Regions from separate parts of the Homo sapiens genome. Here region 2 is linked to region 1. Evidence: chromatin loops called from intact Hi-C (ENCODE). Cell type or tissue: endothelial cell of umbilical vein. All regions are shown on one strand. Links, peaks and the distances in the headings refer to the core of each region. The heading gives the core; the rest is flanking DNA.

What was found. Peaks named below come from ENCODE experiments on the same cell type or tissue, not always from the same donor. Only the 100,000 strongest peaks of a DNase experiment are listed, where the experiment ranks them.
Region 2: it touches region 1 in a loop (21-fold over the local background); 16 of 110 quality-filtered maps call a loop at or near these places.

Annotation. Positions count from the first base shown.
Region 1 is chr6:50,790,830-50,793,758 of GRCh38, reverse strand. No RefSeq gene overlaps it. Among named protein-coding and RNA genes, the nearest start is that of TFAP2B, 27 kb to the left of the region's middle. In endothelial cell of umbilical vein, for the core only: a CTCF peak has its summit at 1,660 (motif pointing right); a DNase peak (open chromatin) is centred at 1,638.
Region 2 is chr6:50,654,575-50,657,503 of GRCh38, reverse strand. No RefSeq gene overlaps it. Among named protein-coding and RNA genes, the nearest start is that of TFAP2D, 57 kb to the left of the region's middle. In endothelial cell of umbilical vein, for the core only: a CTCF peak has its summit at 1,440 (motif pointing left); no DNase peak of the experiment used is centred there.

The DNA of each region.
Region 1 (2,929 bases), core at 267-2,766:
AGAAGAAAACACAGCATGATGGAAATGGCAAACCCATTTGACCATGAGGGACTCCGGGATCCGGTTTTGGTGCTTCTTTGGGTAAACCTCTGAAGTTCTTTGGGCATCATGATTCTTACCTCTAAAATGAAGAGTGTGGGAAAGATGGCCTTTTGGTTCACTTCTAGAGCTGAATTCTCCAGAAAGACTTTGTGGTTGCCTTTTTGAGTAATTCATTGCTGTCAGAAATTGGATGAAGGTCAGGTAGTCTTTGAGTATCAAGTTGTTAAGCCTTAAAATACTAGCAACAATTTTATTCAGCACCTTCTGTGTACCAGGATCTCTGCTTTATGCTTCATATGCATTTGCCCCAATCCTTCCCTGAATTCAGTTTGGTTTCTCTGCTATCATTTTATGTATTAGGAAAATATGATTCGGGGAAGATAGGCAGCGCAATGTAAGGTTTAAGAACAAGAGTTCTAGAGCCTTTAGACCTGGGCCTGAATCCTGACTCCACCACTCAATAACTATATGACTAAGTATGTAAAAGTTATTGAACAATCTCCATGGCTTAGTTTTCTCATTTGTAAAATGAGAATTATAACAGTTTTTCCCTCATGGGGTTGCTATATATGGTACACGTTATGCAAGTGTTTGCTCTGACAGTTATTAAATATTTTGTTAGAGCTGAGATTTGAATCCAAGTCTGTTTGAATATGAAACCCATGCTAGTTCTTAGCCCAGTGATTGAAACCACATTGCTGAGCCAGTGTGTTTGAGTCCAAATAAAGATTCAGTGAGTCAAGATGCATCATTTAGACTCAAAAATGAATGTCAAAAGTAACTGGCAAGGAAGGATACAACATGTTCCCAAACTGGGACCAATTAAGATTTTAAGCCATTATATTTCACATAAACCTTCTGGAAACTTTGAATTAAATCCATGATTCAAATAAAGTTATGAGATTAAACATAACATCCATACTGTAAGAAAATTCACATACACACACACGTACAAAATAACACACAGTGTTTATTTGTCACCCTCAATATGCTTGTAGGGTTGGAGGAAAAATTTCTACTTTAAAGATAAGAGAACCACAGCACAGAGCAGTGAAATCATTTACTGAACGTTGCATTAAGTGCTCTCATAGACTTTACAGTCCAGAAGGGCTCATAAATGGACACAGAAATGTAATAAAGAATTATAATGTTATGATAAGGTCTTCAGTTACCTATCCATTTATTCCTTCTTTATTTATCTGACACCAATTCTCCTGTTTTCTAACCTAGATCCTTCCCTTTACTAAGAAGCTTCATTTTATTAATTATCTGCACATTAGTTAGGATTAATCCTTCCATATTCCCCACTCATTACATGCTTGTCACTTGTTATTTTAAAAATATTGTCCTATTTTTACTTTGCAGGTTTGAGGAAGTTCAACTTTGTTCTATAAATAGATCTAACATAGTTGTAGAGCACAGAGAACCAATCTTGTCTCTGAATAATATTCTGAATCTGTAGATTGATAGATCAGTCTATCTATTGATCTATCACTTATCTGGTACATTGGCTGGTAGGTGATAAATAACTAGTTGTTGAATGGATATGGGAGCAACTTTTTCCTTCACTTGCTCCAGCAATCCCGTTGATGAATGATAACTCACTTCCTCTTCCAGCAGAGGGCAGTAGAATACACTCTGTAGCACGAAGGCTTTGGGAAATACTGGTGCTATTTTGAAAGTACGGTATTCAGATATGTTTGAAGATAGAGAATAAGGTGACAGTTTTTTGTGAAAAAAAATTAAAGAAAAAGAGACATTATATTAATTCTTGTTATAAGTGAAACAAAAAAAATTTCATTTAATATTTTTCTTCTTCAGGGAATTGGTAGTTGGTATGTGACTCAAAACTGCTCATCACCAGAGAAGCCTATACTTTGCAATTGCCTTTGTTAATTCCTTCTGTATTTAAATAATATCTATACTATGTTTCCTTTGTAGAATGGGTTATAGGGAATATAAATATGTCCCTGTGATTACTAGTTTATTTAATAAGGTAAATGGCTTTTCGGTTTTCTTCTAGAGCCGAATTCTGCAGAAAGACTTTGTGGTTGCCCTTTTGAGTAATTCATTGCTGTCACAAACTGGATAAATTTCAGGTAGACCATAAGTACCAAGTTGTTATGGTATAAAATACTAGTAACAATTTTGCTAGTAGTTACTAAAATATGCTATAGTCAGATAAATCTGTGTCCTGTAATTATTAGTTTATTTATTAACTATTGAATTAACATTTTAAAAGTAACTTTAAAGAAACATTTTTAGGGCAGAGATCTTTTTCTAGAGTTCCACCTGCATAGATAATTTTTTTCCAAACCTTGTTTGCTTATGCCATACTTGGAAATATGTTAGGATATGCAGAGAGTTGTCTCAGCACTTACTCTTTGATCTCACCACCTGCTTGATCATATTTCATATGCAGACACTCACATGTACACATCTCTATCATCCACAACATCCACACTGTCCTCGTTCCTCCTTTTATTATAGTTATCTCTGTCTGTGCCAAGTTTCAATTTGGAAGTCAGAAAGTAAAGGAAGTAAGAAAATCTAAATGTTCTCCCAGATCACAACTCTTTGAGGTATCCCAGTATTGGAGACTGCCAGGCAATGCCAGCTATTTATAACTCAGCTACTTTCTAGCCATGATGAAAGTAAAACTGGAAGTTGAGGAACCAGTGGGTAGAGAAGAGTGGGCCACAATGGAAGAGATAGAAGAGTTTTCTGAGAAAAGCAATATATACAGTAATTTTTAATAGTTGTCCTGTATAAGATTTCAAGTCCATATCATCTCAAATACTGCTTTTTCTTGTAAAGGATTCAGTGGCTATATTGCATTTCATTTCTGGTTCACTTCAACTCAAAATTCTCTAAATAGCTCCTCTTA
Region 2 (2,929 bases), core at 231-2,730, 140 kb after region 1:
TAAGTTCTAACAGTGTGAAGCTGGACTCTAAGTAGAATAGGGTAGTCTTTGGTCTTTAGGAAATCACTTTTTAAAACAGACCAAATGGTTGCAGAGAAAGGTGACCTAGCTTTGAGAAAACCCAATACATAAATATCAGAACTGCCAAAAGAGATAAATGTTACTGTCATGAAACTGCTTTAAATTTCCATCCCTAAACCTCATTTTAAAATAGCTTTATTTTAAAATGTTCTCTTCTTTAGGAAGAGCATAAACTCCTTCAGGAAACTGTTTTGGGAACTCAGTACTAGGACAGGTTAGAAAATCCATTTATTGCTAGAGTGTTTCTGAAGGAAGATATATTGGACATATAGTTCAAGGTCACTTAGCTACTAATTCCAATGAAAGAAAAACATAGTGAGTGCTTGTCATGTTTTCTTTTAATGATGAATAAAATAGTAATGTTTTTCTTAAATATTCTGGTGTTAGATGTTAAAAGTAACCTTAAACAGTCAGAAGAGAGGCTCATGGGCGAAGATGGAGCTAGGATTGGTTAGAAAAAAAGTTTAATTGATTCATTTAGTAAGTCAGACAAAAGAAAATCTGCCTTTTGACTAACCTGGAAAGAGGTCAAAAATTTGCCCCAAGACAAAGTGTTAATACCTCAAGAAATATTGATACCAGCTGGCCTAAATTTTGAAGACTTGGCTTCTCAATAACTTTTAAACTACAATGTAGGGAATTTGACTTCAAATTAGAGTTCAGGATGAAATGATAAAGGAAAAGTTAAGGACCAATAAAAATGTAATAGTAATGTTGCAGGAATTTCCTTTTACAATTTTTTCTAAAATGCGGTATTAAAATGCATCCATTCAACTAATAGTCATTGAATGTCCAAAAACTGTGCTAAGGACTATGGGACATCAAGATGGGAGAATAAGGTTTAAAAGCTACAATTGGACACAGTGAATAAGAGCTACATTTGCGCTAAAAAACAAACAAAAAACAAAAACAAAAACGTAGCACTTACCCGGGTTTGGGTCGGAGGAAGGATATTACCTCTTACTTGGACAATCATGGGAGAAATGACATCCAATTTTAATTTTTACTGAAGGAATTTTTATGAACAAAGTGCTAAAGCATTTTAGATAAATGGAATAAATGAGTGAAACCTTAAAATATGCATTGATTTAGGCTTACTATGTGCTAGGTGCTCTAGGCCAGCACTAGATTAAAAAGAAAAAAAAATACACAAACGTATAATGAGAAAAAAACGTGAGAAATAGTGATCACACTAGATTTATAGATTTGCTTTTCTGTATAAACTGGAGACTGAGAATAGAGATCTTAGAATGCCAGGCTAAATCTGATTATTAAAATAGCTAAATATAAACAGCATAGAAAGTTATATTTCAGTGAATTAAATGAGAAATCATTTCTAGTTTTAATTTTATTCTCAAAGCACATGTTAGAGGAACCACCACCTGGTGGCAGGGTACATACATTGCATCTTCTGTCACTGAGAAATGACAATAACCATTCTAAAGTCTCAAGTGACAAACCTTCATTTGTAAAGTGACAAACGTGATCACAAAGTAAGAGGTGATTATTCGTTGTATAAAAGTCTTCTCCACCAGACTTATTTCTAAATGGAAACCCTTATTTCTAAATGGAAACCCTTGAGTTCCCTTGTAGGGAAAATAGATATTTTCCTTACAAATCATGATATCATTTAAATAGAAAAGTGGTGAGAATTCTCCCTGTTTGTTTGTCCAAATTACTTTGACTGCTAGCAATTATAATTCCACCAACTGCCTAATGACAGTATCAGCATTTGATGTTCCACTCACCTTCTTCCCTCCAAGTATTGCCTGGATGTCGATGCCCAAGGCAACCATGGAAGTCACATGTTGAAGAGAGCAGAGACACATAAGACAGTGTCCCTGAACGACTACATGAAGCAGAAGCTTCACCTTTCATCTCCAGCCCCACTCTCACTTGACATACCACCTAAAATTTTTACTTGAATGAAAAATAAACTTTCTCACCTGTTTATAGGTTTGCCTATTACAGCAGCTAGCTTTAATATACTATGTAAAGTAACAAGATTGACCGTGATTTTTTATTTTAGTGCCTCTGACAGTGTATCAGTCAATAAAATACAACATGCTAACTCTGAATCAGTTGAAAATATTTAATTTTAGTTGGGTTTTCTGGGGTAGATGTCTTAGTCTGTTAGCTTTGCTATAAAGGAATACCTGAGGCTGGGTAATTATTTTTTTTTAAGAAAAGGTTTATTTGGCTCATGTTTTTGCAGGCTGTAAGAGAAACATGGCACCAGAACCTGCCTCTGGTGAGGAGCTCAGAAAGCTTCCAATCATGGTAGAAGAGGAAGGGGAGGAGTGTCACCTGGCAAGAGAGGGAGCAACAGAGAGAGGGAAGCGGTGCCACTCTTTTTTAAACAAACAGCTCTCTTTTGAACTAATACAGCAAAAACTCACTGATTACCTCAGGGATGGCACCAAACCATTCATGAGAGATCCACCTCCATGACTCAGACACCTCCCAGTCAGCCTCACCTGCAACACTGAAGATCAAATTCCAGCAAAGATTTGGAAGAGACCAAACATCCAAACCATAGCCACATGAGGGAGGTCTGTACGATTATTAACAGATTCCAATAAGTCAGGATTGAAGATTATGTGTGTGAATCTTTTGTTTTACTGATAATAGGTACAAATGAGAGGAAAGGTGATATTCAATGACTCACCCAAAAACTTAGTTGGAGTGTGGAGAGGTGTCTGTGCATGTGCATGAGAGCGTGTGTAAATTTTGATACTTAGGTTTGCACATTTTCCATTATCTTAATAGAAACAATTGTCTTAACAATATGTAGCCTAATTCCCATTGTACCTGCGGTTAAAATGAAAAAGCAGTTTGGTTATCATCT